Linked DNA regions of Homo sapiens: all the other regions are linked to region 2. A link is a loop called in an ENCODE intact Hi-C map of the cell type or tissue named here. Cell type or tissue: gastrocnemius medialis. All regions are shown on one strand. Links, peaks and the distances in the headings refer to the core of each region. The heading gives the core; the rest is flanking DNA.

What was found. A loop is a pair of places that touch in the nucleus more often than their neighbours do. Peaks named below come from ENCODE experiments on the same cell type or tissue, not always from the same donor. Only the 100,000 strongest peaks of a DNase experiment are listed, where the experiment ranks them.
Region 1: a loop joins it to region 2, with 6 times the contacts of the local background. A loop is called at or near these places in 11 of 110 quality-filtered maps.
Region 3: a loop joins it to region 2, with 2.2 times the contacts of the local background. A loop is called at or near these places in 3 of 110 quality-filtered maps.

What each region holds. Positions count from the first base shown.
Region 1 is chr6:111,031,768-111,040,803 of GRCh38, reverse strand. No RefSeq gene overlaps it. Among named protein-coding and RNA genes, the nearest start is that of SLC16A10, 51 kb to the left of the region's middle. In gastrocnemius medialis, for the core only: no CTCF peak of the experiment used is centred there; no DNase peak of the experiment used is centred there; H3K27ac peaks cover 986 bases.
Region 2 is chr6:111,205,998-111,216,067 of GRCh38, reverse strand. SLC16A10 (solute carrier family 16 member 10) reads right to left here. Exons shown (of 6, transcript NM_018593.5): 4 at 9,333-9,476. Among named protein-coding and RNA genes, the nearest start is that of SLC60A2-DT, 48 kb to the left of the region's middle. In gastrocnemius medialis, for the core only: CTCF peaks have their summits at 5,405 and 5,608 (motif pointing right); a DNase peak (open chromatin) is centred at 4,447; H3K27ac peaks cover 2,247 bases.
Region 3 is chr6:111,117,086-111,127,155 of GRCh38, reverse strand. The region is part of intron 1 of SLC16A10 (solute carrier family 16 member 10); the gene reads right to left. Among named protein-coding and RNA genes, the nearest start is that of SNORD166, 8.3 kb to the right of the region's middle. In gastrocnemius medialis, for the core only: no CTCF peak of the experiment used is centred there; DNase peaks (open chromatin) are centred at 4,025, 4,623 and 5,025; H3K4me3 peaks cover 830 bases; H3K27ac peaks cover 2,500 bases.

The sequences.
Region 1 (9,036 bases), core at 6,473-8,972, 180 kb after region 2:
CCATGCCCGGCTTGTCTGCATGCCTTTCTTCCTTCTTTCCTCCCTTCCTTCCCTTCCTTCCTCCTTCTTTTTTCATTTTCTCTCTTTCTTTTTATTTTCTGATTTATTGGTAGAAATAGGGTCTCACTGTGTTGTCCAGGCTGGTGTTATTATTTGTAAATGGGCTGATTTAGGTAAATGATGGATTATCACCCCTTCTTTTTTTTTAGAGATGGGGTTCTGCTATGTTGCCCAGGCTGGGCTCAAACTCCTGGGCTCAAGTGATCCTTCTGTCTCAGTTTCTCAAGTAGATGAGACTACCAGGCTCGCACCACTGTGCTCAGCTTCCCCCATTTTTATTATTAACATTTCCTCAGCCAGGCATGGTGCCTCATGCCTGTAATCCTAGCACTTTACAATGTCGAGGTGGGCAGAGCACTTGAGCCCACGAATTTGAGACCAGCTTGAGCAACATAGCTGGGTGTGGTGGTGCGTGCCTGTAGTCCCAGGTATTTGAGAGACTGAGATGGGAGAATTGACTGAGCCCAGGAGGTCAAGTCTGCGGTAATCATGCCACTGCACTCCAGCCTGGACAACAGAGTAAGATCCCATCTCAAAATAAACAAAACAAATTTTCTCACACTTTCTTATACACTAACTATAGACTATGTCATTTGACTGAAAGAGAATAGTACATTCTTCTTTTCTTTTTCTTCTTTTTTTTGAGATGGAGTCTCACTCTATCGCCCAGGCTGGAGTGGTGCAGTGGCGTAATCTCAGTTCACTGCAACCCCCGCCTCCCGGGTTTAAGCGATTCTCCTGCCTCAGCCTCCTGAGTAGCTGGGATTACGGGCATGCGCCACCACAACCGGCTAATTTTTGTATTTTTAGTAGAGACGGGGTTTCACCATGTTGGCCAGGCTGGTCTTGAACTCCTGACCTTGTGATCTGCCCGCCTCAGCCTCCCAAAGTGCTGGGATTACAGGCGTGAGCCACCGCATCTGGCCTAACATTCTTCTTTTCTCAGCCTTTTAATAAACACTTGAATGTTTTCTTTTTTTTTTCTTTTTCTCCCTCTCGAGACGGAATCTCGCCCTGTCGCCCAGGCTGGAGTACAGTGGCGTGATCTCGGCTCACTGCAACCTCTGCCTCTTGGGTTCAAGTGGTTCTCCTGCCTCAGCCTTCCGAGTAGCTGGGATTACAGGTGTGCGCCACCATACCCAGTTAATTTTTGCATTTTTAGTAGAGACAGGGTTTCACCATGTTGGTCAGGCTGGTCTTGAACTCCCGACCTAGGTGATCCGCCCACCTCAGCTCCCAAAGTGCTGGGTTTACAGGCGTGAGCCACCGTGCCTGGCCAAAAATCTTGAACATGTTCCAAGTGCTTATTGTTAAAAATAGAAAGTAGAAAAAATATATTTTGTTTTTTAATCAGTTGCCTTATAAATTCATTCAAAATTACAACAGTTGGTTTCTAGGCTAGATTTATATTTGCTCAATAATTCATTTTGAGAACTCAAAATCACAAGTCTGGTTCCAGGTCCATCTAGTTGTAGTTCTTATTTATATTGGTAGAAAACATCTTTTTTTTTTATAAAAAGGAAAAAAGAAAATGAAACCTCAACAACAAAAAATAACTTAAAACCTGGTCATTTTCCTATCCCCAGAAGTCCCCAAATCACAGAATCTCAGCTGGGGAGTGCATCTGGTCTCGTCTCCTGCCTTCAGCCATATTCCTCTCTCTAGTATCTCTCTTGTCTATGTCCAATCGCAGAAGCCTCACTGCCTCCCCAGGCAACTCATTTCAGTCATGAGTAGCTCTACCCACAAAAAGGTTAGACTGAACTGAAAACTTTCTCCATCTCACTTTCACTCATAAGTCATAAATATGCCTCTAAATTTCTTAGAATAAGTGTAATTCCTTTTCCACTTGGTTTTCCTTCAAATGTCTGGTGACAACTATTACATCCTTAAGTCAAATGCTTTCCTTCCTCAAGGACTTGACATTGGCAGTTCTGAAGTGTGCTCTCCCAAATTTTCACATACTAACAACTTCTTGATATTCAGGACTCAGTTCAGCCCATATATTGCCTTTCAAAGAGCTCTTCCCTTGCCATTCATGTTAAAGTAGCCCCTCCTGAGTCGCTCTCTGTCTACTCTTTTATTGTTCTTTTTTTGTTGTTGTTTTTGAGATGGAGTGTCACTCTTGTCGCCCAGGCTGGAGTGCAGTGGCACGGCCTCAGCTCACTGCAACCTCTGCCTCACGGGTTCAAGTGTTCCTCCTGCCTCAGCCTCCTGAGTAGCTGGGATTACAGGCGCCCGCCACCATGCCCAGCTAATTTTTGTACTTTTAGTAGAGATGGGGTTTTGCCATGTTGGCCAGGCTGGTCTCGTACTCCTGACCTCAGGTGATCCACCCACTTTGGCCTCCCAATGTGCTGGGATTACAGGCGTGAGCCACTGTGCCCGGCCTCTTATATTGTTCTTATATCACTTATCGCTTTCTGAATGTATTCTATTTGTTTATATGTTTTACCACCTCTTTCCCTCCACTAGAAAGCGAGCCTTCTGGGGACTGGGAACCTGTCTCTTGTTCATTCAGTTCCTAATGTGACCCAGGCATTCTATTCCTAGGTACTACCCCAAAGCAATGAAATCACTTCACCATACAAAGACTTGCAGCACAAATATTCATAGCATCTTTTTTTGTAACAGCCAAAAAGTAAAAGCAACCCAAGTGTCCATAAACAGATGAATATATTAAAAATCTATAAGAAATCCATATTATGGACTACTACCTATAGCAACCAACTACAGATACATGTAGCAACACGCATGAACTTCAAAATATTCATGCTGAGTGAAAGAAGCGAGTCACAAGAGTTCTTCTCTTTCATTCCATTTATACAAAATTCCATTAAACATAAATTAATTTCTAGAGACAAAAAGCAGATCAGTGGTTGCCCGGGACATGGGGTAGAGGGAAATAAACAGGTATGAATTTTTTGGGTCAGATGAAAATATTCTGCCTCTTGATTGTGGCAGTGTTTTCGTAGGTGTTCACAAACGTCAAAACTCACCAAATCATATACTTTAAACAGGTGCATTTAATTGTACATAAATTAGGCCAGGCACAGTGGCTCACATCTGTAATCTCAGCACTTTGGGAGGCTGAGGTAGGAGGATTACTTGAGCCCAGCAGTTCGAGACCAGCATGGGCAACATAGTAAGACGTTTTCTCTATTTTAAAAATAAACAATTTTAATAAATTTATGTAAATTATACTCCAATTAAGTTGATGGAATCAAATTTTGTTCAGTAAATACTTTTTTTCTCCAGGTAAATGATCCCTGCCTAATCTGACAAGGTTTCAAGATTTTTCATTACCTTCGCCATTACCAAGTAGCTCAATTTCTCCAAGGGTGGTGCCCAGAAATGAAAGCAATATTATGATATGAACAGGTTAGAGTATATTGGGTCCCTGTTACTTCCACTTTTTTATTACTGTACATTTGAATCAGGATTTCTTGTTTTTAGACTTCAAAAAATCTCATACAAATGATTTTAATCAGCCTGAATGTTCTACTTCTGTGACAGTGCAGCTTAAATTTAGGGGGACCTTTCAGCAGCAGGCTTACATGGATGTCTGACACTGGGTTTGCCTCCAGGGGCATTTCCCAACTGTAGAACAGTCTCCTTTATCCTAACTATGTGTATATTTCTCCCCCAGGTTCTGAACTTTTCTTTGTGTCTTTTTTTTGTCTTCATGAAAGTGGAAGAACACCGTTTAAAGAGACAAAGGTCAATAGCAGCCCTGAGGCTTGTCAGTAAAGATCTGCTTTCTGGATGCCATGGATGTATTCATCATTCATCAATATCCTTTGGGTGTAGTTGTTTAAATTGCTATGAATTGGCCTGGGTGCTGATTAGTTACATCATTTCTCCATGTGATTCACATGAATACTGTGAGACACTTAAGACATCTTGCTGAGAATCCACTAGATTAGGAATTAGAAGACTTGAGTTCTAGGCCCAGATTTACCTCTTTAAGTTGTGTAACGTTGGACAAGTTTACTTAATCCAAGCCTCTGCTTTCTCGACTGGAAATTGTATAAAATACCACCTGCACTATTCAGTTTATGGAATATTTTAAATATCAACTGAAAATACCATGTGAAAGCACTTTCAAAAAAAGACTGCGCTTATCAGCCGGGTATGGTGGCTCACGCCTATAATCCCAGCACTTAGGGAGGCCAAGGTGGGCGGATCATGAGGTCAGGAGTTCGAGATCAGCCTGGCCAACATGGCGAAACCCTGCCTCTACTAAAAATACAAAAATTACCCCAGTGTGGTGGCGGGCGCCTGTAATCCCAGCTACTTGGGAGGCTGAGGCAGGAGAATTGCTTGAACCTGGGAGGCGGAGGTTGCAGTGAGCCGAGATCATGCCACTGCACTCTAGCCTGGGTGACACAGCAAGACTCCATCTCAAAAAAAAAAAAAGAAAAAAGAAAAAAAGATTGTGCTTATCATATTATTTATAATAATATCAACAGGAAATGCCATTAATGCCCAACAATAGAATGACTAAAATAAATAACATATCCACGTAATCAAATATTACAGAGCCATCAAAAATAGTGTTTAAAAAATAACTAATGACACAAGAAACTGCTTACATATAACATTGATTTCAAAGAGCAGGGCAGGCCAGGCACAATGGCTCACACCTGTAATCCCAGCACTTTGGGAAGCTGAGGCGGGAGGATTGCTTGAGCCCAGGAGTTCAAGATCAGCCTGGGCAACATGGCAAGACCTCTGTTGTAAAAAATTAGCTGGGCGGTGGCACATGCCTGCAGTCCGAGCTACTAGGAATGCTGAGGTGGGAGGATCACCTAAGCCTGGGAGGTTGAGGCTGCAGTGTGCTGTGATCATGCCACTGTACTCCAGCCAGGGAGAGTGAGAATCTGTCTTAAAAAAAATAAAGGGCAGAGCACCTAGTAAACCCTTGGGCAAGGGCCAATGATGGGAGCAGGTACAAGGGGACTTCTGTCGGTCTTTACAATATTTCTATTTCTTTTTCTTTTCCCACTTAGATAAAGGGGGTACATGTACAGTTTTGTTACCTGGGTATGTTGCATGATGCTGAAGTTTGGGGTATGAGTGATCCCATTACCTAGGTATTGAGCACAGTACCCAATAGTTTCTGAACCCTTGGCCTCCTTTCTCCCTCCCCGCTAGTAGTCGGTCCCCAGTATCTACTGTTGCCATCTTTATGTCCATGAGTACCAATTGTTTAGCTCCTACTTACAAGTGTGGTATTTGGTTTTCTGTTCCTTTACGTTAATTCACTTAGGATATTATTTCTATTTCTTGATCTGGATAATTATGCAAGTGTGTTCACTTGGTAAAAATTCGTCATGTTTTGCTCTTATGAACACTTCCATACATGTAGGTTTTAGCTATATATGTATTTAAAAATAAAAAAGCAGAACTCAAAATAAGACCACAGTTTTATTTTATGTATTTTGTTGATTGATTTATTGACTGATTGTGACAGAGTCTCATTCTCTGTTGCCCAGGATAGAATGCAGTGGCATGATCTAGACTCACTGCAACTTTTGCCTCCAGGGTTCAGGCTATTCTCCTGGCTCAGCCTCCTGAGTAGCTGGGACTACAGGTGCGTGTCACCATTCCTGGCTAATTTTTGTATTTTTAGTAGAGATGGGGTTTTGCCATGTTGGCCAGGCTGGTCTCAAACTCCTGACCTCAAGTGATCCGCCCGCCTCGGCCTCCCAAAGCGCTGGGATTATAGGCGTGAGGCACCGTGCCCAACCCCATAGTTTTATTTTTAAATTTGGGGTTTTTTAAAAGATATATATTTTAAATATTTTTTAGAGACAGTGTCTTACTCTATCAATCACCGAGGCTGGAGTGCAGTGGCAAAACCACAGCTCACTGCAGTCTCAGACTCATGGGCTGAAATGATCCTCCTGCCTCAGTCTCCAGAGTAGCCAGGACTATAGGCATGCACCACTATGCCTGGCTAAGTTTTTAAATTGTTTGTAGAGACAGGATCTTGATATGTTGCCCAGGCTAGTCTTGAACTTCTGGCCACAAGCAATACTCCTGAAATTATACGTGTGAGCCACCGTGCCTGGTCCTATTTTTATTTTTTTAGAGACAAGGTCTTGCTATGTTACTCAGGCTGGAGTACAGTGGCTATTCACAGGCATGATTATAGCATACTAAGGCCACCTGGGCTTAAGGAACTCTCCTGCTTCAGTCTCCTGAGTAGCTGGCGAAATCCCCTTTGCAAAAATTATAACTGAGGAAATTATGACAGTGAAAGAAATCAGACCTAAACAACTCCATCTTGCTTCTAACCTTTAAGCTGTCCTTGTTCATCCCTGGGCATAGGCTGAACCAACTTTGGGAAGGAATTCAGTTCATGGTTTGACTCTAGAAACAAAATTGGTAATAGCTCTTTCCTGAAACGACCCCCTTCTTGCCTGGGGACCAGTCTGCCTTCGCAGGACTAACAAATTAGCTACAAGGCTAGAAATTACAGTTTAGGGGTCATGCAGCCTCTGGCTCCAAGAGTCTGAACCTTCCCAAATTGCTCCTGGGGATAATATCACCATTGTGAAACCTACGATCAGAGCTATTGTGCAGACCCTGCACTCGATGGATCAGCTGACACCACCCAGACGGCAATCTGGCTCAACCAGTTCTGCCATCCCACCCAGGAACAGAAGAGAGCAAGAAAAATTCACTTCCGCCCCCTGTGAGTCCATCTCCAACCTGACCAATCAGCACTCCCCACTTCCCAAGCCCCTACCCGCAAAATTATCTTTGAAAACTCTGATCCCCAAATGCTCAGGGAGACTGATTTGGGTAATAATAAAACTCTGGTTTCCCACATAGCCGGCTCTGCGTGAATTACTCTTTGTCCATTGCAATTCCCCTGTCTTGGTAAATCGACTCTGTCTAGGCAGCCGGTAAAGTGAACCCTTTGGGCACTTAACTGGGACTACATGCTCACCACCACACCCAGCTTAAAACTATGCATTTTTTTCAGTGGTAAGAAATACAGCAAAATGTTAATTACCTGGTATTACCTGAGATTACAGATGACTTTTATTTTCATCTTTGCAACTTTCCCTTTGATTATCAGAAAAAAAGTTCGTTTTTTTTTTTTAAATCAGAAAAATATTCCTTGTATTTGAAAGAAAATGCTTGGCCTGGTGTGGTGGCTCACCCCTGTAATCCCAGCACTTTGTGAGACCGAGTCGGGCAGATCAACTGAGGTCAGGAGTTCCAGACCAGCCTGGCCAACATAGCAAAAACCCATCTCTACTAAAAATACAAAAATTAGCCAGGCATGGTGGTGGGCGCCTGTAATCCCAGCCACTCAGAAGGCTGAGGCAGGAGAATCACTTGAACCTGGGAGGCGGAGGTTGCAGTGAGCCAAGATCCGTGCCACTGCACTCCAGCCTGGGGTGACAGAGCAAGACTTGTCTCAAAAAAAAAAAAAAGAAAAAAGAAAAAGAAAAACAAAAAGGAAAGAAAGAAAATGCTTTCTAAATTGTAAACATATACAGTGTCAGGTGTTATTCCCAATGCCTGAAACATAATAATGCTTGATAAATGTGGAGTGATTGGTTATTGTCCTGTGAAAGTTGAACCATAAGAATTGGGTCATTCTTGTCAGATCCAACTAAAACAGAGTCAAGAAGCTAGGAGGAAAAACATTCAGGGTACCAAAGCATTGCTCCAAGAATAGACTTTCTTTGCAAGCCTGGCTGCTGAAGCTGCTTGTTGTAAGCTGAAACCAGTTTTATCTATAGCTTCTGAGATAACTTGCTACAATTCTAGGACTAATTTTGCCCTCTGCTGTTGCTCACCGATCAGAGCTCCCAGCTCCCCAAACCCACAGTGCCAACGAACTTTCTCAAAGAGCAATACATAACATTTCTCCTTTTTAATAAAACCTCTGGCCTTTTCTTTGTTCTTCAGACATTCCGAAGACCACCCAGTCTGCATGTATGTCTGAACTTATAAATTCTGAAACCACCCTCACAGGGTCGACAAGAATTGCATGTTAGGTTCTGGCCAGAAATGTAGTTATAATTTATCATTAATCAAGCTGCCCTTTGGCCCACTTCCTTGTTGCTAAATCACATAGCACTAGATACTGACCATCTGCATCCCCACTGTATGATGGACAGGATTTCTGACATCAGGGTCATAAGACTAAGAATTGACTTGCATCCCCATTGTTCCTACAGGGTCTCTGAACATTAGATCATAACACTTTTGTTTAAGGATCACTTAAAATGTTTTTCAGGGCCAGGTATGGTGGCGAGAGCCTGAAATCCCAGCACTTTGGGAGGCCGAGATGGGAGGACTGCTTGAGGCAGAGTTCAACCAGCTTGGGGAACATAGCAAGACCCCGTATCTTCCTACAAAAATATTAAAAAATTAGCTGGCCCTGGTAGTGCGCGCCTGTAGTTCTACCTATTTGGGAGGCTGAGTTTGGAGGACTGCTGGAGCCCAAAGAGTTCGAGGCTGCAGTGAGCTATAATCACACTGGGTGACAGAGCAAGTCCCTATCTCAAAAAAACAAAAACAAACAGATGTTTTTCAGACCCCGAATTCCAACAAAACAGCTGATGCCAACCAGCTTGAAGATCCCACCAGAGGAAGGGGATCAGTATGAGAATAGTTTCTTCATCTCCCTGTCCTATGACTTCACTTTGCACTCTTTCATCAATTAACAATCTCTAAAACCCTAAAAAATCCTAACCTCAAATTCCTTAGAATTGTATCTGAGGTTTCTTCCCATCTCCTCATTCAAATTTTTCTTTTCTTTTCTTTTTCTCTTGAGACAGGGTCTCACTCTGTCGCCCAGGCTGGAGTGCAGTGGCGTGATCTCAGCTCACTGCAACTTTCACCTCCTGAGTTCGAGCGGTTCTCCTGCCTCAGCCTCCTGAGTAGCTGCAATAAATAGCGTGTACTACTGTGCCCGGTTTATTTTTGTATTTTTAGTAGAGATGG
Region 2 (10,070 bases), core at 4,316-6,815:
AACAAGCAGGTAAAGATTTAAGTAGTAATTTTTATTGAAAATCTAAGTAGATAAACCCCAATTTTTTATTTTTGAAACAGGTCTCACTTTGTTGCCCAGGCTGGAATGCAGTGGTGCGATCATAGCTCACTGCAGCCTCAACCTCCTGGGCTCAAAGTGATCCTCCCACTTTAGTCTCCCAAGTAGCTGGGACATGCCACTATGCCCGGCTAATTTTTTATTTTTTGTAGAGATGGGGTCTTACTATGTTGCCCAGGCCATTCTTGAACTCCCGGGCTCAAACAAACTACTTGCTTTGGCCTCCCAAAGTGCTGGGATTATAGGCGTGAGCCACTGCGTCCAACTCTAATATTCTTAACAATAGAAACATTTTTATTCTATGTACAAACATAAAAGGAGATAAACATGGAAAGTTACTTAAATCTTAGAAACATATCTATAATCACAAACTCCAGAGAATCTAGAATAAAACTTTAGGATGGTACGGGGCCAGATTCAATGGATTTAATTGTTAAAACTATAGACCAAACATTCCCAACCATGCCACTGTAATTATACAAGGTTTTCAGGAATATATATTTTTTTCTTTTAATGTGCTTCATATTTTTTTTCTATTTTGGTCAGTACATATTTCCTTTTTTTTTTTTTTTTTTAACACCAGTACCACTTGCCAACAAATTTCTTTAAAGATAAGAAAACCAGCTCTGTGGAATTTTATACTTAGTTAGTGTTGGAAGCCTAGTACAGTACTTGGCTTTGTTAACTTTTCAACTTTGTTAAGTGCTAATGTTGTTTTAGAACAATTTACATAACATGAGTCTTGGAACTTGGCCTCTTCACGTTTTTGTTCTTTGGTCAGTTTTGTAAAAATTATTCAAGTAAAAGTTTCCAACTTATTGCTATATATTTTGAGCATAATATTTCTTTTTTTTATTTTTTTTATTTTTTTGAGATGGAGTCTTGCTCTGTCACCCAGGCTGGAGTGCAGTGGCGCGATCTCGACTCACTGCAAGATCTGCCTCCCAGGTTCACAACATTTTCCTGCCTCAGCCTCCCGAGTAGCTGGGACTATAGGCGCCCACTACCACGCCTGGCTACTTTTTTGTATTTTTAGTAGAGATGGGGCTTCACTGTGTTAGCCAGGATGGTCTTGATCTCTTGACCTCGTGATCTGCCTGCCTCGGCCTCCCAAAGTGCTGGGATTACAGGCATGAGCCACCGCGCCCAGACTGAGCATATTATTTCTTAATACTTTCCCTGACTGCAAGTTGTCCTTTTCTCCATTCAAGCTATATTAAGTTATATTCTTATTAAAATTAGGCAATGATTTATGTAGTTATTTAAATGTAAAATTTTTTCATTTTCCTTTAAGACTTGTGTTTATAGAAATTTACACATCTATTCTTTAAGTACTTCTCAGAAAAATACTTTGCTTCTTCCACCTTATTTGTAGCTACTGTAGTGATGCTCTTTCCCAGCAGATGTTAATACCCAGAATCTGGCTAAATGTGGAGGTAAGTAGGTGAGGCTCGTGAGAACGTACCTATTCCTTATATGCAGGGATGCCTGGGCCACAAGGAGCACATGCCGACGCTCGGCAAACTATACATATAGCAGGTTCAATGCTTCATCACTCCCCAGAATAAAGATTGATCCAGGCATCAAATACTGATCTGGTGATGCTGGGACTCAGTGTGAAAGATGAATAAACTTAGTATTACATACAATCTTTTAAAACTTGCTCTCAAACACAGCAGCTCTGGTTAGATTCGAGTAAGGAATTCACAGGCTCCTTATTTTCTCCTAGGCTCTGGCACTGACACTTAATAAGCCAGTGACAGTTTAGATGTCTATATTGCTTTTGTTTTCTTTAAGGAAATATATCATAAATATATAATACTTGTTATAATAGTACAGGCTATAGAAGTATTAACCTTCTATGAGTTAGTGTATGCACATGAGAACAAAAGATTCCTTTTGCTCTTACTTTTCCCATTTCTATCTCAAGGAGAGCATTGCTGGAGAAATGTCAGTTTAGGTTTTGCTCAAGAATCTTAAGTGTAGCTCAAGAGGAAACAATGAGCTGCACCTGAATAAAAGAAGGCATCTTGGAGATAGACATGTAATTGACGTTCCTAAAGTTTAGCCCATATAAAGTCTCCAGACTTTCAGAACCTCTGGCTAGGCACCCAGGACAGAAAACAGTTGGCAACAGAGTTCTGCTGGCCCATCACAAACTAAAGGAAAATGTCAGGCCACACAGCAGGTGGCTGGATTCTTCTGAAGCACACAGAGGCCAGTGTCACTTCGAAGTGCTTCACAGGGAGTCTGTCAACCTTCTCCATGGCACATGGTTACTCTCACTTCTGCCTGATGGAGAAACATGCATTTGATACGTTCACACCCAGTGCCACAGTCTAGATGAGACTGAGTACGGAGCCTCTGATCATTTACTTAGGCTGGGAAGTTGTTAAGTATTTGGATTTACTACTTTGGAAATAGCTTACATTTGATAAAGTATATACCCTCATCCCAAGATATCTTTAGGCAAATGTAAAATGCTAAAATGGAAAATGGAGCAACACTGATCCAATTCATTCTACCTGAACCGGAAGAGGAAGCTTAGGCAGACTGATGGATAGGAAAGTCATTAATATTTCTACATTACAAAAGTAACTCATGAATATATTTTTTAAAATTCAAACCTTAGAGAAATGTACACAGTAATATATGAAAGTCTTCCTACAACCTCTTCTCACTCTCAACCCATGCCCATTCACCTCCTCAGGAATCAACACTTAACAGTTCGGTTTGCATCCTTCCAGAGCGTTCCTGTGCACATGTGTGTGTTGTCTGGGTTGTCTGCTTTATGTGCATGGACATGATGTCCATGCTTCAATATGTCCATGTCACAGAGAAATATGACACAATGGAAAAGTGATCTAAATTCCAAGTTTTCAATTCTTTCATACACAGTTTTAACTTTCAAACCTTTGAAATATTCTCACCCTTCCAAAACACTTATATATTACATTAAAAACACAAATCTGTAGTAATTTAATGGTGACTAGAAACACAGGCCTATAAGATTAAGAAAATAGTAAAAAGATACCACGACACACGTAGCTTCTCCTGTCCCAATAAAGTATATATTCTGGGAACTTTTGCAAAGCTTTTCTTTAACCATTATTATTCTACGTAATGCACTTCAGTCATCTCTTCTGGCAGGAGCAGTAGACTTGACTCAGCATTTTTTTTTATTTTTTTATTTTTTTGAGACAAAGTCTTACTCTGCCACCCAGACTGGTATGCAGTGGCATGATCACAGCTCACTGCAGCCTCAACCTCCCCAGCTCAAGCAATCTTCCCATCTCAATCTCCCAAGTAGCTGGGACTACAGGTGTAGGCCACCATGTCCAGCTAACTTTTTAATTTTTTGTAGAGATGAGGTCTCACTATGTTGCCCAGGCTGGTCTTGCATTCCTGGGGTCAAGGGATCCTTCTGCCTTGGCCTCCCAAAGCGCTGGGATTATAGGCATAAGCTACTGCAACCAACCACTCAATATTTAGAATTATTAGGTTGAAAACACCTGGGACCCAGGACCTTGATGGAAGTTTAAATTCAGAACTCTTAAGCAAAAATGTGAGATAAATTCATAAATTCTTTGTTACCTATAAGCAAAGACTCTAATTCAGGATTAGACCCTAGTCTCCTTTCTTGAGACCTATTCCAAATCAGGATCTGCTTTCAGTATTTAATAAGATATTAAAACATAACAGATGCAAGGATTTATTAATCATCCAGTCTGGGCTAGGCACTTTACATAACCTGCCACCAAGAATCCTCACCACAGCCCTCTGCTGATTCTCAAGTTGGTGGTAGAACTGGGGTGAACTGGCTTCTCACTCCAGAGCCTGTGCTCTTGGGCTCGGCAGCCTCCTAGACTAGGGATTACCATGATCTGAAACTAGACCATGCGGGAGGGCTATGAAGTGTGTCTGTGTCACCAGTGTTCTAGGCCTGGCTGCTACTCAGAACTGGCTTCCAGGGGACAAAGAGGGAAGAGTTGTCACAGCCCCAAGAAGTTGAAAGATGAAAGCAGGGAGCAGGTATGTCTGAGAAAACACACCACCAATGAATGGAAAGAAGGTAAGCCCAGGAGCATTCCAAGCCTTAAAGGATGGGCCAAAAGGCAGAGAGCCAGGGATGGAGAAAAAGGAAGGAACAAACAGGCAGAGCTGGAGTCAACTGCAGCAGAGAAGAGCCAAGAATCAAAAACCACACTGTGTGTTTGGGATGTTGGGGCAAGGAAGCCATGAAAAAGGAGAGAGAGGAGGTAGTGAATAAGGGAACGAGTCCAGCATCCTGCATGGGTTAGGCCTGTGTTGCGTCCTGTGCCGCTGTGTTCACAAGGTGGAGTCCGTGAGTGGCTCCTCGCAACCACAGGACACACTGAAGGGCTTTCTTTCTCCTTCTCAGGCTTGTTTGAAATGCAGCTGTCACACCTGTGACTCAGCATGTGCTACTGGGTGCCACAAACGATGCTCTACATTTGGATGCAAAAATTAGATAAGGCCTAACAGAAGCCAGATTGTGGCTAAACTTTCATCTAAAGTGAAATATTTGACCCCCAATACTAACTTTTAACTTACTGCTGTGTAACTGCAGACCAACATGGGACAAGTTAGGAAAGGCTATATTTTCTTTTGTAAATTACTGGAAACAGTCAGGTATTAAAATGTGCTCCAAAAATGTTGCAGATAATCTGTCTGCCCTATCTAGGGTAGGAGGACGTTCAAACATTGTTTTGGAATAAAATGCTGATATATAAAATATATCATGACTTTATCTATTACAGCACCATAGTCCATCATCTCTCACCTGGACCCTGAATTGATCTCCTAACAGGTCTTCCTCCCCTCTTGCACTCTTGTTTCCCTCCCTGTAATCCATCCTCCAAACACAGAACAACCACAGTGACTTTAAAAACAAAATCAGACCTACGTCCTCCAACAAAGGTCCACTACTTTTTTTTTTTTTTTTTGAGACGGAGTCTCACTCTGTCACCCAGGCTGGAGTGCAGTAGTGCGATCTCGGCTCACTGCAACCTCTGCCTCCCAGATTCAAGCGACTCTCCTGCCTCAGCCTCCCCAGTAGCTGGGACTACAGACGCGTGCCACCAAGCCTGGCTAATTTTTTGTAATTATAGTAGAGATGGGGTTTCACTGTGTTTCGATCTCCTGACCTCGTGATCCGCCAGCCTTGGCCTCTCAAAGTGCTGGGGTTACAGGCGTGAACCACTGCGCCCGGCCAAAATCCACTACTCTTAAAGCAAAGTCTCTTCATCCTGGCTTTCAAGGCTCTGTCTAATCTGACCCACTCTAACTTTCCAGTCCCTTCCCATGCCACTTTCCCCATCTTCTTGGGTTTCCACACACATTCGGCTTCTTCCTGCCTCAGGCTTGCTTTAGGAACTCAGGGACCATGTCTGTCTTGTTTGCATCACCCTAACAGCATCTGAGCTGGTGCTTGGGGCACAGGAGGCACTCAATTTTTGAATGTATGAAAGCTGAAAGTCTGTAGTGCAATAAATGTCCATTAGAGGGCTCCCTTGACACTAGAGAACAAAACTAAATGTTAGATGAGGATGTCCACAGTGAAGTACTGACAAAGTGATCATGATACAATAAATACATTTTTAAAAGCAGCACATTACCAACTCTCTTCACTTCCTTCTAGCTGTGTGACCAGACTGTCCTGTGACTGCCTGGACCTCTATACACACAGACACCCACAGTGAGGTAGCCTCTCAGTTCCTCAGTGTTCACATCTCTAAGTGGAAATAACAATGGTACCTCCTCTCTTAAAGGGCTGGGGCAAGGATCAATGAGATAATGCATGTAGAGCCCTTAGTTCATTGTCTGGCACATGAAAGTCCTCAATAAATGGTTGACTGTTATTACTTCAAGTCAATTAATGGAAGTTAACTTTATCTGTAATGCCTTTTCCAATCATTTTCCTGTGTCCAAATTTCACCTCTTTTTCAAGGCCCTGCTCAAATACTGCCTCTCATGTATAATATAATTAGACAGGCTTAATCCTCAAAACCTAAGACCCCCCCTTGTGGCTTGCCTTTACCTTCCTTCCACAGCCAAGCATTTGGACAAAGTTGTCTATATTTCCATTTGTTCAAATGATCATGATCAATTTTCTGCACCTGTAGAAACCATTCTCTGTAAGCTCACTCATAGCCTCCCTATTCTAAATTCAATGAAAACCTTTCAGCCTCTTTGTCACTAGCTACTGACACTGCTGACCACTCCTGCCCCTAGAAACACTCTCATCCCTGTTTTCCCCCTGCCTATCTGGCCACTCCCTTTCCATCTCCTTAGTCCTCCACTTACTTCATGCAGCCCATGAATGCCAAACCCACAGGCTTCCTAACCCACAGGCCTCTTAACCCACAGGCCTCTTATCCAGACTCTTCCATGAGCTCTAAACACTACTTGGCTTTCCTACAGGCATCACAAACAACATGGCAAAAACAAACTCATCACTGGGGCAAGGGCAGGTAGGTTGGGTGAAAATTTTTTTTTAATTTAAAAAACCCCAATTCATCATCATACTTAGATCTACTGCATATTGATCTTGATAAGATGGCAAAATCATCTACTCCATTACCTGAGCCACAAATCTCAGATCCAGCCTAAGTGGCTTCATCAAATTCTCATTCTCTATGTCCCTAGCTTATTCCATTTGATCTCAGTATCTCTGCCTTGGTTCTTCCTGCCTAGATGCCTAGACTACTTTAATATAGTTTCCAACTAGTCCCTGGACCTCTACTCTTTTTCTCTAAATTTTAGAGACATGGTGTCACTCTGTCACCTAGGCTGGAGTACAGTGGCATGACCATACTCCCCTGTAATCTCAAAGTCCTAGGCTCAAAGTCCTCCCACCTCAGCCTCCTGCATAGCTAAGACTATAGGCATGTGCCACCGTGCCTGGCTAACTTAAAACAATTTTTTTTTTTTGGTAGAGATGAGGTCTCACTATGGTTCCAGGATTGTCTCGAACTGGCCTCAAGTGATCCTCCTGCTTCAGCCTCCTAAAGTGTTGATATTATGGGCATGAGCTGCCATGCCTGGCCTTTTTAAAAATAGCTTTATTGAGATATAATTCATATTCTATGAAATTCACCCACTTAAAGTGCACAATTCAGTGAGTTTCATCACTATCTAATTTTATAACATTTTCATTACCCCACAAAGAAACACAGTAGCAGTTACTCCCCATTCCCTCCTTTCCCTAGCCCCTACAACCACAAATCTACCTTCTTTCTCTATGGAAAGAGACAGAGATTCCTATTCTGGACACTTCATATAAATGGAATCATTCAGTATGTGGCCTTTTGTGACTATCTCAACTCTTGTCCCCTCCTCCACTCCATTCCACTCTTCACAGTTACCAGATTGATTTTTTTTTTTTCTCTGAGATGGAGTCTTGCTCTGTCACCCAGGCTGGAGTGCAGTGGCACAATCTCAGCTCACTGTAACCTCTGCCTCTCAGGTTCAAGTGATTCTCCTGCTTCAGCCTGCTGAGTAGCTGGGATTACAGGAATGTGCCACCATGCCTGGATAATTTTTGTATTTTTAGTAGAGACGGGGTTTCACCATGTCTAATCTCAAACTCTTGGCCTCAGGTGATCTACCTGCCTCAGCCTCCCAAAGTGCTGGGATTACAGGCATGAGCCACCACGCACAGCCGAAATTGATCTTTATAAAACACAACTCAGGCTGGGCATGGCTCACACCTGTAATCCCAGCACTTTGGGAGGCTGAAATGGGTGGATCGTTGGAGTCCAGGAGTTCGAGACCAGCCTGGGCAACACAGCGAAACCCTGTTACTACAGAAAAAAAACAAAAAAACAAAAATTAGCCAGGCATGGTGGCACGCACCTGTAGTCCCATCTACTCAGGAGTTTGAGGTGGGAGGATTGCTTGAGCCCGGGATGTTGAGGCTGCAGTGAGCTGTGATGGCACCACTGTACTCCAGCCTGGGAAACGGAGTGACACCTTGCCTCAAAAAACCAAAAAACACCAACCCCCGCCACCCCAATTTATGTCACTCTCTGGCTTAAAATCCTTTAATAGCTCCTAGTAGATTGCAGGATAGAGCTCATGTACATAACCGCCCTTCCCAAGCTGCTTCCTGTCCATCCCCCCAACCAATCCATCCACTATTCTCCCTTTATTCCATTCAAACATTTGTTTCCCAGATATAACATCCCATGTCACACCTCCACAGTGTGGGAGGTGTTTCCCATGTGTTTGTCTCTGCTCGGAGCATGCTTCTCTGTCTCCCTTATCTACACACTTGGTCCTCACCTCTTAACTCTGCTCAGCCCTTCACTAGTGACTCAGATGCATGGTGCCTGTGTTGCTATGGCACTCATCTAGCAAACCCGTTATTCCACTGTGCTGCAACACTGCTTTATCTTCTCCCATGAGACCATTAGCTACTAGGTGAGGGCACAGACCATGTTTCACTTAAGTCTTCAGCATTTAGCAGAGTGTGTGGCATGAAGGAGTCACTTCAATACCTGTTCTGTTGATTGTCAGCAATGATCTTGGAATTAGCATTTGTTTATGCTCACCCCAAAACACGAGGAGGCAATTTGCAGTAAAGAAGCTGAAAAGTCACACACACAACCAAATTTCATAAGACATGCAAAGGGCACAGGATCTGCACATGACTATGAGAACTACACCAAAAAACATTCTTCATAGAAAAAGCAATGGATGAAAACCATTCTGGTTTGGTGGAGTTCCACGACAAAACAAAGAAATTGTTGTTTCATTGCCAATTTCTCATGTTTAAAACCCAAACTAATAACTAATTTTGTCCTTGAAAAACTGCCTATAGAAGTTATGTTGTAGAAAATATTTCTCATTTTTATAGAAGAATTTAAGCCACTTTGGGAGGCCGAGGCGGGCAGATCACCTGAGGTCAGGAGTTCAAGACCAGCCTGACCAACATGGAGAAACCCCATCTCTACTAAAAAAATACAAAAATTAGCCTGGTGTGGTGGCACACGCCTGTAATCCCAGCTACCTGGGAGGCTAAGGCAGGAGAATCCCTTGAACCCGGGAGGTGGAGGTTGCAGAGAGCTGAGATCGTGCCATTGCACTCCAGCCTGGGCAATAAGAGCGAAACTCCATCTCAAAAAGAAAAAGGAAAGAAAAAAAAAGAATTTAAGCATGTAAGTACATTTAATGAGACATCGGGTGATGAGAGTAATTTTTGATAGGGGAAAAAAGGTGTAAAAAAGTACCTGTAGATAAACCTTCTTCACACCAGGCACATAATCTGCAATCCGGCCAAAGAGCAGTCGTCCAACTCCTGAAGTGACGCCAATGCACATGAGAACAACCTCTTTATTTTTTTCATCTTGAAATCTTTCATTTACATGTTTCATCTATAGGCCAAAGAGAAAGAAACCACACTGAATATGGTAGAAAAACTTGACAAATTTGAGGCTTTGCATCAAATGCATTTGCTTCTCTGCAATGTTATGGGCTTGCAACTTTTTCCAAATTTCAATATTTATGAAACTTGTCCTGTGATAATTTTCATGAAAACATTTGAAAAAAATTAACATGTTTTAGTTTTCATTTTTAAAAGCATTTTTAAGGCCGGGCATGGTGGCTCACGCCTGTAATCCCAGCATTTTGGGAGGTCGAGGTGGGTGGATCACCTGAGGCCAGGAGTTCGAGACCAGCCTGGCCAACGTGGTGAAACCTCATCTCTACTAAAAATATAAAAATTAGCCAGGCGTGGTGACGCATGCCTGTAATCCCAGCTACTCGGGAGGCTGAGGCAGGAGAATAGCTTGAACCCGGGAGGCAGAGGTTGCAGTGAGCTGATTGCACAACTGCACTCCAGCCTGGGCGACAGAGCAAGACTCCGTCTCCAAAAAAAAAAAAAAGCATGTTTATAAGAGTTTTTATTTTTCAACAAAGGGTTAGAAGCATGCAATTATAAGCTACACTGATCCATTAGCTAAAGGAAG
Region 3 (10,070 bases), core at 3,585-6,084, 88 kb after region 2:
TAAGCACCCTACCAGGTTTGCCCTGTGCTCCTGATGCCTAGCACAATGACTAGCGTATAGAAAGGGGCTCTCAATTTTTGTTGAGTTAAATGAGTAATAACCTCTGAAAATAATACTACCAATATTTATTGAATGCCTACTATATGCCTCCACTGTTCTAAATATCAGGTTGGTGCAAAAGTAATTGCGGTTTTTGCCGTTACTTTTAATTCTACCTATTATCTCATTTAAGCTACCCAACAATCCTATAAGGTCCTCCATTTTACAATGAGAAAACCAGGGCTTTGAGAGATTAAGTTGCTGCACCATCACTCAGCTAGGTAATTGGTAGAGCTAGTATTCTGGTCTGGTTCATAATATATAATTCATATAAAAATATAAGAACTTCTATTATTAACCACAGTGCTATACTACCTCCAAGTCAGAGTTCTTCATTTGTAATATATTAATAACCATGTCATCTCACTAGACTTGACAGGCTTATAGTAAGGAAAAATATATAAAAACAAATTGAAAAGTATAAAGTACTATGTGGATTATATTATAACATCCTAAAAGTCATGGACTGCCTCACATGACTCTAACTAGATCAAAAAGAAACGTGGTAAGCAATAAAGCTCTTTAATCTCACACTTCACCTAGGTCACAGTGCTCAGTAGTAGCATGAATATGACGCTCCTAGATATAGTTCAACATTAGTCAATGCATATTTCTACCTACTTACCATTCAGCTGCAACTGTACAAGCATGAACTATAAGAAGAAGCTAATCAAAGGATTAGTGTGAAAAAGAGGATCCATAAATACCAAGAAACACCTCCTGGTGAAGTCAACCTGCCCTTTACAACCAAACACCAACCCCAATGGCTCCTCATTCATTACATGGAAAAAACTAAGGTAAAAAACTAAGGAAAAAAAAACTAAGGAAAAAATCCAGCCTGGAACACTGTTTTAAGCAGTCTTCAAAATCTTAATATTTATTATTCTAGGACTTTAAGATAATTCCTAATTCCTATCAGAGGTTTCAACTATAAATTTAGAAATGGGCACTATCGATTATAAATCTGACATTTATGATGAGTATTACACAGATATAAACATATACCATAAAATATGCATGTGCCTGTGTTTGAACAAAGCCGCTACTGACTCAAGTTACTAATTTCTATGTCTGTCTTCTCTAAGAATTTACAACAGAAATCAGTATATAACTGTAATTCAGTGTAGAGCAGTATTTGAGTTCAAAGATTTAGGCTTGTGTCCTAGGTTTTCCAGAAAACTCCTGTTTGATCTAGTCAATCTGAGCCTCAGTTTCCTTATCTGTACAATGAAGATAATAATAATACCATCCTACCTGTTGGCCAAGTTAGAATTAAGGGTGTTACTTTATATAAAAATACACCAGAAGGTTTAAGGCAGTAAACAGACTTTACATTTTTTATATAGCAATTGAAAGGAATCCTAATAACAAACATACAGTATAAATATAAACTCTTATGGATATTCAAGAATAAAGAGAGTTGTAAAGGATATTTATTTAACCACAGAAAAATCCAAAAAAATTACATGCCTCTATTCAGACTGTCTAGAAAAATTTAACAGAGGCAAGGGAATTTCAGGGGCGGTTTGATGAGATGTGGATAGAACAGTTTTTTGGTAAACTCATTAAGTCAGAGTTTTTCAATGAGCCTTAATCGTTATGGTAAGGTGTTATATCTTACCATAAATGTGTCCTGGTTTTCCGGATCACCTTTCCAGAAATTTCATGAGGAGGTAAGTGATAACCACTCCACGCCCATATGCATTTATCAAAACATATTATTGTTTCTACAAAGGTTTACTCCAAACCACTCCCATGAGGCCTGGAGATGAACTAATAAATGTCTACAATTTAATGATAATGCTGCTTTTAATGATAATGTGAGCTTTAGTGTGGTAAATTATAGATGCAGAAAGATCTTTGGATTAAAATACGTCTTTTGGCAGGATTCACGGATCTACTGAGATGTTACTGAGAATTCGGAAACAAAAATAAACACTAATTCAGGGTTTAAATAAATTTTATTAGTAAAATGTAAAATACTTTAATAAGATACTTTCCTAGTTGTATTTCACCGTCCCATTATAGCTGTACTAAGGTTAAAGTATGACTGTCTTTAATGAATTGTGCCATGTAGTCATCAGCACTTAATGATTCAAAGTCTTACTAATTAACAGTGAGAAAAACTCCCAGAAAATGTACAATTAACTGACCTTGAACTCTGACAGTTATCAATAGATGAAAATGCAGAGGTAGGAAGAACAAACAGTTGATAAGCAGATCTATAAACATTTATTTTTCCTATAGAAAGTCTGTAAAGAACTTTTTACTTCATGTTTGTAGAGGTTTATGTAATGCTAAAGATTACACTGAAAATTATTACTCTCTGCCATTCCTACTCAATTACCTAAGCCAGAATAAAATTTTGAGAATTCAACAAAGGAAAATCATTCTGGCTGGGCATGGTGTCTCATGCCTGTAATCCCAGCACTTTGGAAGGCCAAGGCGGGCAGATGGCCCGAGCCCAGGAGTTGGAGACTATCCTGGGCAACATGACAAAATCTCATCTCTGCAAAAAATACAAAAATTAGCTGGGTGTGGTGGTGCACGCCTGTAGTCCTAGCTACTTCAGGAGGCTGAGGTGGGAGGGTCACTTGAGCCTGGGAGGTCAAGGCTGCAGTGAGCCGTGGCCATGATTGCACCACTGCACTCCAGCCTGAGCAACAGAGCCAGACTCCGTCTCTTAAAAAAAAAAAAAAATCACTCTATTGGGGAAGAATTAATAAAAGTTCTTTAAGTTTTTTTTTTTTAACTATAAGTATAAAAGTTAATTTCTTAGCCACCAATGAACCCCAAATAATTTGGTTTGGTCCTAACTTCACAAGAGTTGAAAGCATAGAGTTCCCTATATTTCTATGGCCAATCCTATTGCCTGCAGTTTACCTACTTCCTGCCAATCAAAAAGCCCATTACTAATCAAGAACCCCTCCATCTCAAGTCATATGATGAAATCATCCTGGATTTAGAGCAATCTTCTCCTAGGACCTCAGAGTATTTGGTTTGCTCCTAATGCGGCCCTCAAGCCCTCTAAAGTAGAGCAACTGGAACACAAGACCCCTTTCTCACCTCTGACTGGCTGACTTTTCTGCCCCTTCTGATCCAGGATTGACCCTCAATTCTGGGGATTCTTGAAAATTTTAAAAGGAAAAGAAGAGGGGAGAGGATTAAAGCCAATGTCTCCCAGATGGTAACATAACACAAACCCTACTTTTTTTTCTGATGAATATCAGCACTTTCTTCAGGAGGGCATTTAGGTTAGAAAGGACTCCTTGAGCCAAGGGTCACAGAAGTTACTATTACGGAAGACAAAGACTCAAATCCAGTAACCCAGGGAAACCATCCCTGCCAAGGGGCTCAGATTCAGGCTCCTATTGCCCCTTAGACCTACATCAGAATATTACTGTTACTGGTTATCTGACTTGGAACACAAAAGATACTGTCACCTCCTGGCTCAAGGGCTTAAACAGTAAACCAAATAACTGAGGCAGCAGCAAGTCTTAGCCAGTAGGTCTTGCCCTGATTCTGTCCTCATGAAATTAGACACTGAGGAAGTGGACTAATACCAGACAAAGACCCTTGTCTAGAGGGAGCCACAGTCTCAGAGGTAAACTAAACACATACCTGAGCATGGATGTGAATTACACAAGTAAATAAATAATTGATTCAGTAAGTAATGAGAGGTTGAAAGGGAATGGATTCTTTTACCCTGTAGTAATCTGAAGAGACTTCCTTGCAAGCATTAAAACAACCTGAGCTATGGCCTATACACTGGGATTATCAGGCACAGTTGCTCATGAGAGAATTATATTTGACAGGGAAGGGAAGAGTGGGTTAGAGAAGAAATAAAACTCCAAAAGCCAAGTGACTATGGAACCAGGCAGAGATCAACCCCGACAGGATGAAGACAGGTGGGAGGAATGGGCCAGAGTCCAAAGCAGCACCTGACGATAAAAACATACATGGTAATAAGATCCAGATCACATTAGGCTCCAAGATCATGCTGATCTTTTCAGTTAATATGCAACATGTGAGTGAAAGGCAAGTGTAAAAATATACCATGAACAGATGAGGCAATGTTTATTTTCCAAATGGAATGAGTCTCGGTAATGATGAAGAACTGGTAGTAAATAAAATACCAACAGTGATTATGCTCAGTACCCCTCTCCAGGGGATGAGTGACTGTCAGCAACTAAGAGTAAACTCCAACCATGCAGAAAAGCCTAAAACAGTTTTCAGTGCCTGAAGGGCAGGGTCTGGGAGGTGAGCTCCTGGCCTGGCTAAGGAGGTCGCTTCTCATCGTCCTCACCACTGCTTTACCACCCCCACTCCCCTCAATAATGCGGTTTGACACCTCCCACCACCACCAAAAAAGAAAAGCCTAAAACAGAACCTACCACTTCTCTCTGAGGAAGCAGGAAGCTGAGCTGAACATAAGAACCCGATAAGAACAAGAAGTAACAAGAGCCCTTACCTAAAGCAGGTGCTAGGTCTGCATGGATGAACTGTACCTCAAGGATCTCAATTGTGCCCTGGAAACTTTAAAGAGCACAGGGTTCTTTAAAGGCAAGGGTTCCTCCCCAGCCAGCCCACAGTGAACAAAGGGCACTAGTGGGTCATTAAAGTTCCACTTGCCTGGAAAATCAGTGATTCAGCCCAGCCAGAATCTGAACTCCTTTCCAATTGATAGCATATGGGGTTCCATCTTTAAAATCCCAAAGCATATTCTTCTTTGTCTCTGCAGTTTAGGTGGGCTTCCAAGGAATGCTGAGAAGTGGACTAGACTAAAGCCAAGATACAGAGTCCGGTCCAGGGTCAGGACAAATCATCATGCCAGCAGCTGCTCATCAATATGCCAGCACGCTGCCAGCCTGGGATAAAATGACCACCATCACTCCCCACAACACTGTGAGTCACAGACGCCTGATCCCAACCCTCCCTGAGCTTGTACCCAGGACCCAGCAAGAGGTGGAGGGTGACAGCAGAACATGGGTTTCCTCCTCTCCCATGTGACCCAGTCATCACCCAAGGTGAGGGCAACAGTGAACACGGGGTAGGGGCCAAGAAGGGCCTGGGGTGCCAGGGTACAGAAAGCCAGCTGCTGAGAGCCCATCCTGGGGAGGTGGGAAGGATGTACCTCTCATGAGCCAAACCCAGACCCCTAGAACAGCCTCCACTGGCCCACTGGGCTTATAACTTACAAAACAAGATGAAATATAAAATTATTAAAAATTTTCAAGATGCTGACAGCAGAGCATTAAGCCAAGTATGGGACCCTTCTGAGCAGAGCCCTGTGCAACTGCAGAGGACACAAGCCCAGGAATCTGGCCCTGGCTGGTTCTCTGCTATAACATGGAAAAAAAACCAAAGGAAAAGGAGGTTAGTCTGTAGCTTTCCATAGTTTCTTTAAACCAAGCTGTAATGGAAATAGAAGAATAACACAGAATTTCTCTAAAAACTATGTTTTTCAAAACACAATACAATCTCTTTTGTTTGTTTAAGACAGGGTCTCACTGTATCACCCAAGCTGGGGTGCAGTGGCATAATCAGAGCTGACCACAGCCTCAACTTTCTGGGCTCAGGTGATCCTCCTGCCTCAGCCTCCGAAGTAGCTGGTACTACAGGCACACGCCACCACGCCCAGCTAATTTTTATATATTTTGTAGAGACAGGGTTTCCTATGTTGCCCAGGCTGGTCTTGAACTCCTGGGCTCAAGCAACAGGCCCAACTCAGCCCCCCAAAGTGCCGGGATTACCGGTGTGAGCCACCGTTGCCGGCCACAATAAAATCTGGATAATGCTGCTGCCAATGAACTGGACTAATCCAGGCCTACAGGGTTACCAGAGTGCCTCAATTCCTCCAACAGGGAGTAAGAGGCACACGTGTCATTACATTTTGCTGGTCATTATTTGACCTATGGCTCACTTAAAGTGGAGTTATAAGAAGCTGGTTGTATTGTATATTCCAAAATTTCCTGGAAATAAACATTCCAAATATACTTTGAATGAATGAATAAAACAGAAATATTTGACAAAAATATATATTTTTTTCTATTAGGGAAATAAAGTGCCTACTTGGCTGCTATCTACCCACAGACTTATAAAAAATAACTTCAAAAATTATACATCAAAATAAGCTCTATTTCAGTGGAATTCAGTTTATACCGTTAGTACTAAAGAATAAAAATAACCCTAACACCTTAAGATAAATGTTTCCAAGTCAATTCTTAAAAAACAAACACACACTAAGCACTCCACAATGATTGGGACATCGAGACAACCCTAATATCTTGCTCAAATATTAATAACCAACACTATGATATGATGTTCTCTTTAAAAACAGCCAAATAATCTACAGTATCTGCTGGCTCATGGTATAAGTGAAAGTCATCTGGACCAATGCTGAAAGTGGTTCATGGACAGGCACCAGTCTGAAAACTATTACCAGTTCACAAGATAACTAAAGAAACAAAGAGTGTTTAGAAATAGCAGTTTAAAAGAACAATTTTATATCTGATAAATCTAATAATATAAAATACAAATAAAAGTCATTATGTCTGATATTTTTGGAATTCTGGAATGGAGGGATGCACACATTAACAGAATCAACTGGCATTTTGGCATTTCACTTTACTTCCATTTAAGTTATAAAATGTTATATTGTGTAGAAACTCAACTATAAAAAAGTATATTTGAAAGTGCAAAGACTTCCAGAGTTATCTAAGCCTGAACTAGTCCATAAGCTAAGTTAAATTTCTAAACAGTGACATGAAGAACTGCCATTTATCAACTCCAATAAGTGCCTCTGATTTCAAGAATCCAAGAAAGGATTACTAAACACAGAAAAAGGAGAAATGGAAAAAAATGTTTCATGAAATCCAAACTAAGGATGTTGGAAGAATGACGTCAGCATGTTTCCCTGAGTGTCAGTGTGGTTCTGCAATGTGAGGACATACGCAAATCTCTTTTTTGGGAAATGGATACAGACATTAGTCATGACCACACTTTTTTATATTTCTAGTCTACATTTCCAGTTAATTTCTAAGATGGATGTCCCCATTAATACTACTTAATGGCTTAAGCCAACTTCATAATTAAAGACTTCACCTAATAGTTTGAAAGAAATTCCCTTATCATACAAATTGGGTCTGGATACATAAAATACTTGAAAGAAGACATTCAAAATAATAAAAATGAAGACCAGCAAGCCTGCCAGTATTATGGTTTCTAAACCAGTAAGGTTACAATGTTCTGCATTTTCTCAATGAGTGTATCTGGTGTTTCTTCTTGTAAGGACACTAATCCTATCTGACCAGGACCCCACCCTTGTGACCTCATTTAACCTTAAGTACATCTGTCAAGGTCCCATCTCCAAATATTGCCACACCAGGGGTTTGAGCTTCAAAATATGGATTTTGGGGGTTACAAACATTCAGTCCATAACATATGGCTAGCATTATATTTCTACTGGCAGTGATGCTATAGAGTAAAGATCAGCACAATGTGCCCTGCAGGCAAAACATGGTCCACTGCTCATTTTTGTACACCTCACAAGCTACAAATGCTTTTTACATTTTTAAATGGTTGGAAAAAATCAAAAGAATATGTCAAAACATATAAAAACTGTGTAAGATTCCAATGTTAGCGTCTAACAAAGTTTTACTAAAATACAGTCACACTCATTTGTTTACTTGTTGTATGAAGCTGAGTAGCTGCAAAAGAGACTATGCAGCCTACTCTAAAATATTTACTAAATGGCTCTTTACAGAGAATATTTTTGCCAATTCTTGCTACAGAGGATTAAAATGAAGCATCTCTATATGGTCTGACTGACTCACCTCTAAAATATGTAATGAACTTTAAAAAGCAATACTATTTATCACTTTTACCCGGTTTACCTCCAAATAGGATCTGAGGAGACCTATTTTTGTGTCAGCGATATTAAGTTCAAAGCTCTTATCAGAACTCCTGGGCTAGCTTAGCCCTTCAAAGGTATGGCACATTGCTTGCCAACAACAGATAACCCACTCAGTTACTGAAATGCACTTGGCCTCATTTCAAAGTCCCATCCCTGCCTTCTTCAGCATGACACCTTCCAGTGACTGTGCAGACTTTTGGTCCTGTTCCTACTTTGACTGTTCTTGTTCTTTGGCTTTGTCTTCCTGAGGATCCTGCAAAATCTTCTGAATAAGCATGAAAATATTTCCTCAGTAAGAGATGAACCAGCTTCTCTGGTTGTGTGTGGCAGGAAAGGCAAGTAAAATTAGGTGGCGATACCTATTCTCAACTGCTTTGAGTCCTTCACAGCTTCCTTCAATAGTGGTCCATCAATGCCATATAAAACCTGAGATAATTCACCTTTTTTTTTTTTTTTTTTTTTGAGACGGAGGCTCACTCTGTTGCCAGGCTGGGGTGCAGTGGTGCGATCTTGGCTCACTGCAACCTCCACCTCCCAGTTTCAAGGAATTCTCCTGCCTCAGCCTCCCAAGTAGCTGGGACTACAGGCATGCACCAGCACGCCCAGCTAATTTTTGGATTTTTTAGTAGAGACAGGGTTTCACCATGTTGGCCAGGATGGTCTTGATCTCTTCACCTCGTGATCCGCCCGCCTCGGCCTCCCAAAGTTCTGGGATTACAGGCGTGAGCCACCACACCCAGCCAATAATTCATCTTTACAGGTGCTAGACAGAACTGGAGGGAATGAATAAAAAGAGGTTTAAAACTACTATAACTTTCAGAAAATTTATTGAGCGGGTTATACTTCGTCTTTTATCATTTGCATTCATTTTTTTATGTTATAATTACATTTCCTAAAATTAGGGTAGATTGTCAACAAGAAGCCCTATGAGGCCAATGGTTTGAATAATAAAGCTCATAGTAAATGTTTTCTCTTGAGATAGCAATAGATATTTGTTATTTACATTTCTTAAATTATGTTGTGCATTCTTTCATGCCTACTGTATTTCTTCTTTGGTGAACTGCCTGTTCGTATCTTTTACCTATTTTTGTTTTGGAGTGGTAGTGTTTTTAAAAATTCTATAACTTAACATGATAATGACACCAAGTCCAATGTCCTATCCTTTCTTAAAAAGCAGCCTCTAAAATGTCAGTATTTTGGCTTCGCTCTCCCTCCAGTTCTCTCCTTGAAGTATAACAGAAAGTGCACTAGATTTGAAGTCCTAAGACACAGGTTCACTGCTGGGTCCCTGGGACTTGTTTACTTACCTGTAAAGTGAAGGGGCTGGATTAATTGTTCAGCAAGGCCACAGAGGTCTAAAATTCTTACAGTCTATTAGTTTTTCTATTCTCTCCCCATTCATCACCAGCTCCTGAATTCTATCTACGGTGGCAAGATGGCAGCTGTGAGTTAATTACAGGATCTGTGGGGTTTTGGTAGTCATAAATCGGTGGTGAAGCAAAAACCAAAAACAAGAAGTATAGAGAAAAGAAATAGTACTTCATGCCCTCAAAGGGTTCAATTTCTATTCAAATGATAAAATTAGTTAAGATGCTGCCATTTCAGGGTCAGACTTTGGCTCTGTTGAGGATGTTAATTGCATTATTGCAAACAAATAGCTTCAAAGCAAATAACCAAATATTGACTAAAGTAAAGTTGGTCCAAAAATTCGGTTTATTTGGTGGTACAAAAGAATAAACGTGCACATTGGCTTTGACCCTCCCACTTTTTTTTTTTTTTTTTTTTTTTTTGAGACGGAGTCTCGCTCTGTCGCCCAGGATGGAGTGCAGTGGCTTGATCTGGGCTCACTGCAACCTCCGCCTCCCGGGTTCACGCCATTCTCCTGCCTCAGCCTCCCAAGTAGCTGGGACTACAGGCACCCAACACCATGCTGGGCTAATTTTTTTTGTATTTCTAGTAGAGACGGGGTTTCAACGTGTTAGCCAGGATGGTCTCGATCTCCTGACCTCGTTATCCACCCACCTCGGCCTCCCAAAGCGCTGGGATTACAGGCATG